Linked DNA regions of Homo sapiens: region 2 is linked to region 1. A link is a loop called in an ENCODE intact Hi-C map of the cell type or tissue named here. Cell type or tissue: dorsolateral prefrontal cortex. All regions are shown on one strand. Links, peaks and the distances in the headings refer to the core of each region. The heading gives the core; the rest is flanking DNA.

What was found. Peaks named below come from ENCODE experiments on the same cell type or tissue, not always from the same donor. Only the 100,000 strongest peaks of a DNase experiment are listed, where the experiment ranks them.
Region 2: a loop joins it to region 1, with 4 times the contacts of the local background. A loop is called at or near these places in 6 of 110 quality-filtered maps.

What each region holds. Positions count from the first base shown.
Region 1 is chr6:4,349,724-4,356,120 of GRCh38, reverse strand. No RefSeq gene overlaps it. Among named protein-coding and RNA genes, the nearest start is that of LINC02533, 140 kb to the left of the region's middle. In dorsolateral prefrontal cortex, for the core only: CTCF peaks have their summits at 3,810 and 4,009; a DNase peak (open chromatin) is centred at 4,010; H3K4me3 peaks cover 1,137 bases; H3K27ac peaks cover 2,025 bases.
Region 2 is chr6:4,930,171-4,936,567 of GRCh38, reverse strand. CDYL (chromodomain Y like) reads right to left here. Exons shown (of 7, transcript NM_004824.4): 3 at 797-1,053. Among named protein-coding and RNA genes, the nearest start is that of LYRM4-AS1, 70 kb to the left of the region's middle. RefSeq lists an enhancer at 3,713-4,431. In dorsolateral prefrontal cortex, for the core only: no CTCF peak of the experiment used is centred there; no DNase peak of the experiment used is centred there.

The DNA.
Region 1 (6,397 bases), core at 2,500-4,999:
AGCTAAATGTTGAGTACAAGTGGACACAAAGTAGGAAACAACAGACAGGGGGCCATATCTGTTGTTGGAGGAGGGAGAGGATTGAAAAACTACCTATCAGGTACTATGCTTATTACCTGGGTGACAAAATAACGTGTACACCAAGCCCCTTTGACACACAGTTTACCTATATAATAAAACTGCACATGTACCTTTGAATCTAAAATAAAAGTTTAAAAAAATGCAACAGCAATAAATAAATAAGGAAACATGTCTTTGAGTGAACACTGGTAAGGTATGCAAAAAACCAACAATTGATGTTTTTCTATTTAATAAAGCAGTAAAGTTTCCATAACTGAAATATAAAATATGACTACCCTCCAGAACGTTACACGGCTCCACAGTAACAAACTCAAGGGCAAAGTTTGGGTTCCCAAGGGTGGTGTTTAAAGGCCTTGAAAACCTAGGGCTAAGCTGCTTCACTGCCCATGGCTGGCCATGCCCCTAAGCCTCTCACTTTCCACACATTCTGGGAAGACTGTGATTTCCTGGCCTTTCTGCACTTGTAAAGCCCTCCTCTCCTCTTCTTGGACATCCTCCCCCTACATTCTGTTGTCAACTGGCAAACACCTACTCAGCCTGCAAGAGCCAGTTCAATTACTAATCCTCTCCAGAGCGTTCCTGAGGATTTCAAGATAAAGTTAGTCACCCTCTTTCCTGTGCCGTCAGAACCCCCGGGTCCCCAGACTCTGTAGCTCTTATCCTATTGTATAAGACCTATTGATTCATGCCTGTCCCTCCCATCAGGCCACATGAGTGCACGACAGGGGTTGTGTCCTGCTCATCTTTGTGTCATCATTCCCCCTGCAAAGCCCATCACTATGCCTGGTATGTTATCGTGAGTTGATAAATTCATCTTTTGAAAAAACAATTTCTTTTTATATCTCTGAATTTCTTGCTCATCATAGCTTTCATATCAAGAGGAATAGCAATTGGAAAATAACCATCCTCAAACAGTATTGATATAGTGCCCTTGCACATGAAACTATACAAAGAGTTGAAGGTCTAAAATAAATTTTGAGGCTGGGCACAGTGACTCATACCTGTAATCCCAGCACTCTGTGAGGCTGAGGTGGGCAAATCACTTAAGGTCAGGAGCTCAAGACCAGCCTGACCAACATGGTGAAACACCGTCTCTACTAAAAATACAAAAATGAGTGGGATGTGGTGACGTTCACCCAGCTACTTGGGAGGCTGAGGCAGGAGAATCGCTTGAACTCAGTGGAGGTTGCAATGAGCAAGATCATGCCACTGCACTCTAGCCTGGGTGACAGAGTGAGACTCCATCTCAAAAAAATAAATAAAAATAAAAAATAAAATTTGGACAATTATGTAACTACCAATGGCCAACCAGTATATCCTGGATTTCTATGATGTCCCTAGAAATGGATGAAAACACAGAAAATATAATCCCTGACATAGGGAGCTTACAGTCTGGTCAGGGAGGCAAGACCTACGTGGAATAAAACCATGGTATTTTGAAGCTGGAGGGGTGTCATTAGAGAAAATAAAACAGCAACCACCAAACAAGCAAGCAGTCAGTTGGTTCTGATGTCACAGGTGCCACTCCAGTGCTGTTCCACACAGGTCCCTCCTGCAGGTAGCTGCTCTGCCTGCCAAGGCTGCTGCAGGCCTGGGAGGGAGCCCCCACCAGGAACACTGGGAGATCAACCGGGAGATCTTAGGGATTCCAAGCTGGACTCGTGTCCATATTGGAGAGAATGCCCCCGCTTTGGGTTACACTCTGGTGGAGAGGCACCCCCTAGCATGTCGCAAAGTTTGATGAACGTTTTTGTCACATCCTCTGACTTCAGAACCCAAACAGGAGTCCAGGGAGCTGGGCCAACGCTGGCTTCAAACACAAGATGGCATACTACGCTCTGATCCCTGCCTCTCTCTAGCAAAGCCTATTCCCGAGTCAAGATCCTCAGGCCATCTCTTGTTTTTTTTATGCTGAGTGCTTTCCAGGGAACATCTTCCTTCTCCCTTGTCAGTTTAGGTGCTCTGAAAAGCAGATGCTAGGACTAGAGTAGACATGCCAGAGGTTTATTGGAGGAGACATTTGGTGACAAAGGGGAGGGAGCATAGGAAGGCAGGGAGGACCCTCAGACTGAAGTGCGGGTCTGACCCCTGTGAGGGCAGAGAGGGAAGAAGGATGGTCAGGAGGAGCCTCAGATGTCACAGAAGCCCTGAGAGTCCCAGTTGGGCCACTGGGAGTCCCTGGGCCAAAGCTGCCAGGAAGAGGAATCCTCCAGAGTCCTGGCTTTGGCACCCTCTCTGGGTAGCCTGGGGAGGTGGGACCTGGCTTGGCCGCCATGATGGATCCAAGGCTTAGCAGCTGGAGGCTGTAGTCAGCAGTGTTCTCCACAGAAGCTTCTCTTGCAGAGAGATTTGAGCAAGGCATTTCCATGGCTGCCACACCCTCGCAGGTAGGATTTTGTTGGAGAGCTGGAGAGCTTACTGAGCTGTGTCTGTGGGCCTTGTCCTGGCACCCTATTCTGTTCCCCCTGCCGTTGTAATGAAAAGCAGGAAAGAAGTGATTAAACTGCAAACACTGTGGAGCAGGTATGAAGTTCAGATTGTTCACAAGCCTCAGGTGTGCAAAAATAAATTTAGCTATTTCTCAGGCAATTAAGTAATTTCTCTTTCAGTTCAAGGCTTCTCTGTCAGTTTGGGGTTACTTTACTTTAATGAATTCAAGTGTTCCTGATCCTGGCTCCCTGTGGGGTTGCACACACATTCCAGGTCTCACCTGCTGTCATGACAGTGGAGGAGGATGGCGCCTGGTCACCACTCTGCCCTGGCTTCACTGGAGGTGTTTGCAGACCAGGGGCCTGGGGTGCTGGCCTCTGTCACCACCGCCTCTCCTGCTGCTGCCCACGGTGTCTCTCAGGTCTGTGGCTCACACAACCTACCTCATGGCCACTACTGGTATTTTTCAGCTGTGAACCCTAGTCCATTTCTGGTCTGAATTCCTTCTCTCTCCACTTGCAAGTTGACTTCGGCATCATGGCTGGTGTATAGTCTGCATCAGGAAGAGCTGTGCAGCTTAGACTGGCTCCCTTCAGCTAGGGTATTTCCAGAAGAGAGCTGTCCACTGAAGACTGTCCACTGGTGACATCTGCTGCAGCTAGGGGAAGAAACACTTCATTCCTGAAATGGGAGCTGGGAGGGAAAGCTTCAGCACGAGGGCACCTGTGGGCAGACGTCTCAAGAGCGTTGACATTATGGTCCTCGTCACATCCCGTGAAGATACAAATGGAATTTACAGTGATGTGAATTTAGACCTACAGTCCCACTCCTCTCTCTCAAGGGACAGTTCATGCATCTGAGGACTATGTGTCCAATGGGAGAACCTTCTCAGCCTTTCCTGTCTGCCTTTGTGTTCTCTTCCATCTCCTCACTCCCCATGGGCATTTCCACCGTAGACTGTCAGGGAAATCAAAAGCAGGGAAATGCAAACCAGTCCATAGCCAGCTCTGGCCAAAGCCTCACCTGGATGGGACATGGCAGTGGCAGCCTTGGCTCAATGGGTTTGGAGGAATTTCCAATGGCTTTCACTCCCGCAGCTGTCACATGGACAGTCGCAGTGTCTTCTCAGGGCGTCTTCCCAGCATGGCCACTACAGAATTGTAAAAAGCCTCTGGAAGCCCATGACTGCACCTCTGCGATCTCTCTCCCACCCTGCCCATAAACAGCCCAAAGGAGAATCCTCACATTCAGACAACATAAAATGTGCTTGAGTGGACACAGATTTCTCACTAATTCTCCGTGAAATCCATGTCACACTGCCACCTACTTCTTTCTCTATTACAGTAACACAGGAATGAGTCATAGTCTGGACGATCTTCTAGAACCCCCCGAGAGCTGCAAGAGCTGGGAAACAAGCCCAGGCAGCGCTGCCAGGCCTCTCGATATAACGCTGCTTTTGTGCCAGACCCACTGGGGGCTGTGCCTCTGCGACATTTCAGCTCTAGAAATGCTCCCTCTCCATTTCCAGCCGCCATCGCACACACGCAGATGCCTGAAATTCCCATGGCTAGTGACTCACGCCTCCTGGCTCGGCAGCAAGAGTCCTGAGCTCACTTCACTTTTGTTGAAAATGAAGAAGCCACTGGGAGGGGTGTTGCTTTAAGTCAGAGAGTGTCAGAGCTGGACGGGATCTTAACTGCAACCCTGTTCTGGGTGCTCGTCCAGCTGGGCACTGCCATCACAGCCCAGCCCGGGGAAGCCACAGGAGAAGCAGGGCTTTTTGGACTCTGCAGAGCAAAGTGTTCCTTACACTGGAATGTAGTATAAAGCAACACTTTTATAAACAAACAAGGATATGATGTGATGCAGAATGCTGAATCTGGGTGAATTCGTAAAATAGAGCGTGATATGTTGGCCACTACTGGACGGTTACTAGTTCCTGCACTCATTTACAGTGGCTGTGTGGCTGCTCTGTTGGGAAGTTTGGGAAAGCGCTGCTTAGACAACAGCAAGCTACCGTGTGACCCAACAATCCCACTTCTGGGTATACACCCCAAAGAATCAAACACGGGATCTGGAAGAGATATTTACACCCCCGTGTTAATGGCAGCATTATTCCCAACAGCCAAATGGTGGAAGAAATCCAAGTGTCTCTTAGTGATGAATGGATAAACAGAATGTGGTCATCTACACAATGAAATATTATTGAGCCTTGAAAAGGAAGGAAATTCTGACACACTGCAACATGGAGGAACATTATGCTCAGTGAAATCAGCCAGACACAAAAGGACAGATACTGTGTGATTCCACGTACATGCAGTACTAGAGTAGTCAAAATCATAACAACGGAAAGTAGCATGAGAAGGGCCAGGAGCTGCTGGGGAAGGAGGGGAAATGGGGAGTTGGTGTTTCATGCGGACAGAGTTTTCGTTTGGGGAGATGAAAAAGTCCTGAAGATGGATGTTGGTGATGGGTGCATAACATCCATCTAGTGGATACTGTGGCATCCAATACCACTTACTATTGTATGTCTTGTATCTTCCCCATGCACAAACTCCACCTCCTTCTCTGGACAGCTCCTGAGGGTTGGGTGATGCCTCATTCACTCTTACAGTGTAATTTTCCTAATGCCACTAAACTGTACCCCTAAAAATGACTAAAATGGCAAATGTTGTGTTACGTTAAAAGGGGAGGGCTGCATGTGAGAACACTAGTGAATTGCCAGATCACCTCATCCCACCCCTCCCTGTCCATTTCCAGGTGTTGGAAGCTGAGTTCAGAGAGCTGCTGTCATTTCCTGGGGTGCACGGCTGGTTAGTGCTGGAGCTGAGCCCAGGCTTCCTGACCTCTACGTCAGTGTTCTTTCCTTAAAAAAACCCATTGTTTATCATTTTTTTCCATGCTGATTGGAGAGATGGCAGTCAGATGAGGCAGATGTGGCTATGTCACTTGTGGCCACTCCTCTTTTCCAGTCCCGCTGCCACCACCCTTGTCCAGGTGTGCACAGCCTGAATTACAGCAGTAACCCTAATTTGCCTCCCTGACTCTAGTCAAATGCGTTTTGCTCACACTGCTGAGGGACAGACTAAGCATTTCACCCCCTGCCTCCCAAATGTCCATGGTTTCCCATTTTCAAGAAGAGGAACAGCAAAAGTTTTAGACTTAAATGTGACACAATTAATTGGTAATGGGCATGTGTCCTCCAAGAAGCAGATACTGAAATAAAATTCAAAGTGCAAGAGATTCTAGGGGATAGCCACCTGTGAAGCCTAAGGAGGTGGGAGCAGGAGAAGCTGAGAGGGAAGGAGCATTGGACAGGAAGAGCCCCAGATCTCATGGCAGTCCTGAGCGAGTCCTAGGCAGACAGATGGCAAGTCCTTGAGCCAAAGCTGCCCATAAAGGGAATCACCCAGAGGGCAAGAATGGCCCACTTCTAGCACCACTGCCAGGCTCAGTGTTGGCCGGAGGCAGCTGGCAGAAGTGCGGCCAGGTGCGAACACCCTGATGGATCCAGAGGTGCAGCTTCCCGGAGGTTTCAATCAGCTGTGATCTCTGCAAAAGGTTTGCTTGCAGGCAGGCACCTCTGTGGCTACTGCAAGATACTTGGTCCTTTTGCTTTTATATACTGAGGAACATCTGGATTCTGAGGCCATAGTCAGGCCACGAAGAAGGGCCACAATGGATCACTGGTGTTTCTTGGCTTTGTGTAGGAGGTGGTTAGGTACAGGGATAGGATAGTTGTGGCGCATCAACAGTGCATTTGGCATCCCTTCTCTTACACTGTTAGATAGAGTCAAATTCCATAGTCTGGTGTTCAAGGTTATTCATAACCTGTCTCTCTGGCCATTGAATGCTATGGAGTTCTCAAGGCAAAAACCGCCTCCTC
Region 2 (6,397 bases), core at 2,561-5,060, 580 kb before region 1:
ATCAATGAAGGGACTCTGCAGTCTAAAAATGTACCAAGGACCAACTTTGAACTGGTTTGTTATGTGACCCCGGGCGAACACACAGACTTTCTGTAGTTAAGTTTTCTTGTCTGGACAAAACTCAACCTAGCTACTCACAAACTACTAGGACTTAAAATTTTGGAAAGATATAGGTTAGGTTCAAATACTCCCGATTCTAGAAACTTCACAAAATTCATGTTCTAACCTTTCCAACAACCAGTTCTGGAAAACTTACTTACTAGGCACTATCAGCAATGAGCATGTGTGGAAATCCCTGTTGCTGTGTGTTCTGCTACAACCGCTGAGGAGTATCTGGGGACTGGAAAGATGATAAATATTCTGAAGGGACTGGGATCCCCGGGGGCACTTAAATTCTGTCTGAACAAAGAACCCTTTAAGGATCTGATGAAAGCTAAAGCAAAGCGCGTGCACACACATTTCCCACGTGCCTTCATGGAGCCCCGTGCCCGCCAGATGAAGAGCTTCCAGGCAGGAGGTGAACCACAGAGGCACAGAGGCCTGGGTGGACCCACACCCGGGAGAATGGGGATGGACACTCAGCACAGGCCAAGCATCCTGAATTCACGGCCATTGGAGGTGGGACATGGAGCAAAGCCCGCAACTTCCCCTCTGCTCCCTCCCTTCTGGTGGGCATCGGGAGATGGCCCAAAAGGAGGTTTAGAAAGAGCACAGGAAGAGCCAGTTCAGCCAGGCAGGCCTGGAAATCAGGCAGGGAGAAGCGCGAAGCCCACGCCAGCCCAAGAGCGCCTCTCACCTCTGGATTTAGTGAGTTATTCTCTGAGGACTTTGTGGATAACAAGATGTGGGTGAAGCCATCCTGCTTCCTGACCACAATATCTCTGTATCTGTAGGCACTTTCTGTTTGCCTCACGCTGAAACGCAATCGCTTGTCAAAAGGCTGGTCTCTTCTGTCGTCAATAAATTTCCTTTTGCTGGCAGTCACTCCTGTAACAGATGTCTGTATGTTGGTTGTCCCATTGGCTGTTAATGCATCCATGAACGGAGATGTACCTGCCGAGAGTTTGAAATCACAGTAGTCTGTGATGTCCCACCACCAGTTCACTCCCAGGTGTCATCTTTGAATTGGATAAAGATGTTCATTACACACTTAGGATTAAACGAATATAAGAATATTAAAACTTAGAACCTTTAGAAAGCCAAAGTCTACTTTTAAAGCCACTTGCTCTCTTTCAAGCTCTGACAAGAAAGTCACTCTTTTGTTTCACCTTGCCTAAAAAATACAGATGGAGAGGTACTTATTGAAAGGAAGCTACATAGTTAGAGATTTTTTTAAAGGACAGAATCAAGACAGAATGGGTCTCATGGAGAGTATCTATTCCAGGTTTGAGAAGCCGAAAGAAAAAAGGAAAATAATCAAGAAAACATCTTATTATTAGAGTCAAGGCCATCTAGTCGAAACTTCTTTTTCCAAATGCAAGATAAACTGGATAGACACGTGGATGCAGCCAGCCTTCTCTGCGGGTCATAGAGCTGTGTGGCAGCCACCACTTCAGACCACCACCCCTGTGGGACACTCAGGAGTTGTTTCTAGCTGCCCTGGGAGGGACTATCAGAAAGTCCATCTACTTGTTCCAGTTCCACTCCTTTTTCAAACAGCCCTGTTAAGCAGCTGAAGATAGCTCTCCTCTCCCCCACCACATAAAGCATCCTGCCAACGTTCCCTCGTATGTCACAGCTCAACAGCAGCAACTGTGTTTTGCCAGGGTCTTGAGATGGGGTCTTGCTATGTTGCTCAGGCTGGTCTCAAACTCCTGGCCTCAAGTGATCCTCCTACCTTGGCCTCTCAAGCAGCTGAGATGTACAGGCATGAACCACTGTGCCTGGTTAAGAATGCAAATAATTATCCTCCTGTCTGTATGAATTGTCCAAATATGATCCAATGTGGTGATGAATGTAGAGTGGATGGGGAAAAAAGGAATGAAATGTAAGAAAACTAGATCAGACTTTACTAGTAGCATTAGCAATGGCAGAAGTTCTCTGAGGGCGGAGCATGAAGAATTATGAATCAGAAATATTTCCTCCAAAGTGAAAGAGAATAAGCCAAAGCCACCAGAAAACTCATGAATGGACATTTCAGAGGAGCCAAATAACCTCCCTGGCAAAACAACCTGACTTTCATTCAACTGGTGGAAATAATATTTTAATTGCTAGAGGTTTTTTTTTAATTATATTTTTGAAAAATTTAAAGAGGTTATAATACATACATATGGTTCAAAAACCTAAGAATATAAAAGATATTAAGGTGAAAGCCCCCCACAGCCTGATCCTGTTTACACAGGATCCCCCTGCCCTCTTAGCCACTTGGGCTGGGTTCTCAGGGGCCCCTCCAGAGTATCTCCATGGATATACAAGAAAACATCAATACAGACTTCTCCACCACCCTGGCTTTTAAAAGCACAGATGGCAGTACACTAGATGTAGTATAAGATGCTGTATCTTATACATTGTTGTCTTGCTTGTACATATATAAGATATACACATTGTTACATCTCATGGTTATTCCTTCCACAATATCTTAGAATGGCTCCTCTATCAGAACATAGCTTCCTGTTCTTTCCTAAGGCTGCGTGGCAGGCGAGGCCCAAGGTAGGGATGCACTGTAATTCATTTTCCAGTTCACACTGCAATACGCACTACTATTCAGTGACTTGTCGATATGACCAACAACACAGTGACACATAATCCTGACCTCTGTCATCCCAGTGCTGTCAAATCTCTACAAGCTTCCAAAGGACTTGTAGCCTGGAGTAGTTCTAACTGGAGACCACTGGGTCGGATGTTACCAGTCAGCAAAGGTGTTGCTGAGTCCTTCTGAGGGACTCAGGAAAGACTTTTTCTTTTAACCTCCATCCTCTACCCTACCAGATCCTTCTCCCATCTTTGTTTAAAAACGTTTGACAATCTCGTCTCCCCTCAGGAACCCTCTCTAATCTGTTCCTCCAGTCTCAGTCCCATCACGGCCTCACCTGCCTGCACTTGCTGTCTTCACCTCTCCCTCTGTCCATCATTCTTCAACCCATTCAACTGGGACCCAGAGTCCACATGGCCAGGAACCTTCTGAGTCTAGAGAAATGGATGCTGGATGACTCTAAACATGTGAGCCTGGGGGAGCGGAAGAGGGGCTTCCACAGGGCAGCCTGGAGTTGCTGAGGGAGGAGGCGAGGGAGAGATGCTTGCTCCTCCAGGGTGAGCATCCAGGTGGAGATGTGCATAGCCCAAAGTGCACATCTAGATCAGGGGAGGGAAGTCAGGGTTGGAGAGAGGTACTTGGGGTTGGTGCCAGAAATGGCTGAACTGACAGTATGAGCTCCCAGGGGAAGACTGAGACAGAGAGTGAGCCTGCTGAAGCCAGCTGGGAAGTGCTGGGGAGGGGCGCAGGCAGAGCCAGGAGGCAGCAGAGAAGCAGGAAGGCAATAATAACTGGTTTCCTCAAAGGAAGGAGAGCAGGCCACAGCAGTGAGGATGTGTCTGCAGGGGCAGGTGTTACAGAGGTGGAGGAGAATGCAGAAGAGGCGACGCAGGGAGAAATGAGAGGCCACTCGTAAGCATGGGCAATGCTTCACTATGGCGTGAAGAGTGGAAGCCAGACCACAGGACACAATGAAAGACAACTAAAAATCGATCAATAAAAACACACGTGGGCACAGCAGTTGTTAAAAGTGCAGGTGAGATGACATTGCCACTTAGGTGACAGCCGACAGCAATGATTTCCCTGCCTAAAAAGAGACCACACCAGAAACAATGCTGTGCAGATGCAGGCAGAGGCTACGTGACACGGTGCTGGCATGTTGGGACAGGAGACAGACGTGGAGACTCTGGGCATTCTAAGAAGGGGGTTCCTTCAGACTACACATGCCAGCAGCTGGTAATGCCAAGTGAGAGCTCCTGGGTCTTTAAGAGTTCCTCAACCTGAGCTGGATTTTTCAATTGCTGCTATATCCAAGCACAAAAAGCAGCATCCTGGCAACACAGGGAAGGCCTGGTGCCATGGCCCAAATGCCTGTGTCTCACCCAAATTCCCGTGGGGAAATCCTCACCCACAAGGTGATGGTCTGAGGAGGTGGGGCCTTTGGGGGGTGATTAGGTCATGGGGGTGGGGCCCTCATGAATGGGATGAGTGCCCTTATAAATGAGGGCCGACACCCCCTGGCTCTTCTGCCCTGTGATGATGCTGCAGAAAGGTGCTATTTGTGAACCAGGAAGTGAGCCCTCAGCAGACCCTGAACCTGCTGGCACCCTGATCTTAGGGTTCTCTCCAGAATTATGAGGATAATTAACACAATAATTCTGTTGTGTATTTACAAGCCACCCAGTTGATGGTATTTTGTTAAGGCAGCCCAAATGGCTAAGAAACCTGCCTCCCACCAGGGCAAAGCTGGCTGGCTTCAGGTCCACTCTCCCCACCTCTGGAATGCTCTTGCTTTCACTGGGTCTTTCCTTTCTCTACGTAAAGGTCACACATTCCTTAAACTCTCCCAGCAGTTTTCCTGGTGGCTTCCTTCCACCGAAGCAACATTTCTAGGCCATGGAGCCCATGCAGCCTTTATACGTGAGTCTCAGAAACAGCTTCAGCATTTTCTTTGAGGCGATAGTCCCTACGAACTATCCGTGGTTCTGCTAATTTAAAAATGGATTCATTTTGGCTCACGCTGACCAAGACTACTGAACTTGGCCTTCAGACTCCTGAGTTAAAACTGTGTTGGCTCCTCGTGCCAGTGAGGTCCCTGCTCATTTCAGACTCTGTGATCTTGTTGGAGCTTCAGCGACCACACCCCACCCCAATGTAATTCCTGGCACTCCCTGTTACTCATCTGAGTAGGGCATGTGACACTGAACTTTGCACTATTTAGGTAGAGAAGTATTCACAGCAGGATCGAGTCTTGGAGTCACAGGCTGCCAGCACTGACTAGGACCCTGATCATCACATATGCCCCCTACTCAAGACAATCATGCCACAGTGTTCTCACATCACCCGGGGTTCTCATGTCACCCAGGGTTGTGCCCATCTCAGGACCTTTGCATGTGTTCTTCCCTCTGCCTAGAACGCCTATGACCTGGAATTCAAATGGCCAGTTTCTTCTGCTCATCTGGACGGCAGCTCAAATTTCAGCATCTCAGACAAGCCTTCTTGGGCCTCCCATCCTAATGCTGGTCCCTGCCATCAGCACTTCATATCACCCTGGTTTATTTCCTTCAAAGCACCCATGAAAGTTATTTCTTTCTCATTGTATTTTTATTTACAGTATCATCGATGTACTCCACCAAGCTGTGTAAGAGCAGGGTCCTCGCCTGTCTTATCCACCCATCCCCAGTGCATACAACACTCAGTACATGTTTACTCAGTAAACTCATGGAAAGGGTCTTCAAGTCTCTTTAGTCCAGATCCCTCAATTTAGAGACAAGTAGCTAAGTGACTGGCCAAGTGTCACACAGCTCATTACCTCAACCCAAGCCAGGGATGGTAAGCTCCACACTTCAGAGCAGAAGTAGCTGCTAATGACTAAACAAATGGTAAACACTGAGATTCAGAAAAAAACCGCCCCCCTCACCCCAAACTGTGGAAATTAGTGCGACTCCCCTGGAACGATGACTCTCATCGTTGACACGGGAGTACAAGTTGCCTCTGTGAACTGAGAGTTCCTTACGGATTTGGATTCAGAGTACCAAGGCTTTCCTAGGATTTATTAACATAACATTCGACTAGGAAAGAAACCTATTTTAGTATCTCTTGCAGTAATTGATTTTCTTTTAATATGTTCAAGAGCAAAAAGGATATCCTCAAATACATATGGCAAATCTGTTAAATATCACTGCTTCAAAAACTGCAAGTCTCTAACAATGACTTGTGACACCCTCTTCCCACCTAAAGAGAACAGCGTCTGTACTTCTTCACCTGCCACTGATAGCTAGGAAACTGAATAAAATAGACATAACAACTGTTTGCAGGCACTGGACCACAGGCTGTGCAGGGCAATGTTCCCAGAGTGAAAGGAGACAAACATGGTGAGCCTAACAGTCCACCCGCCTTTCCACCGAAAGCAGCTGCCACAGTGCAGGTGCAGGGATGGGAAACCCAGACATAGCTGGCAAAAATGCTGTCTTAGAACAGATGACTTGGGGGAGGCCCAGGAGGCTGTAATTTGTGAGACATGATATGGAAAAGGAGGAAGCTACATAGATAAAAAGTTCCAGAGAGCCTAGGGGATCCCTTTGAGTCTTTGCTGAACCAATCTGAGCATGCACAGGGAGAAATTCCACAAGGCTGGGCAGTGAACAACTTTTGAGGAAAGAACAATTACCAGAGACCTATAAACTGAATAATCTCAAGTCTGCC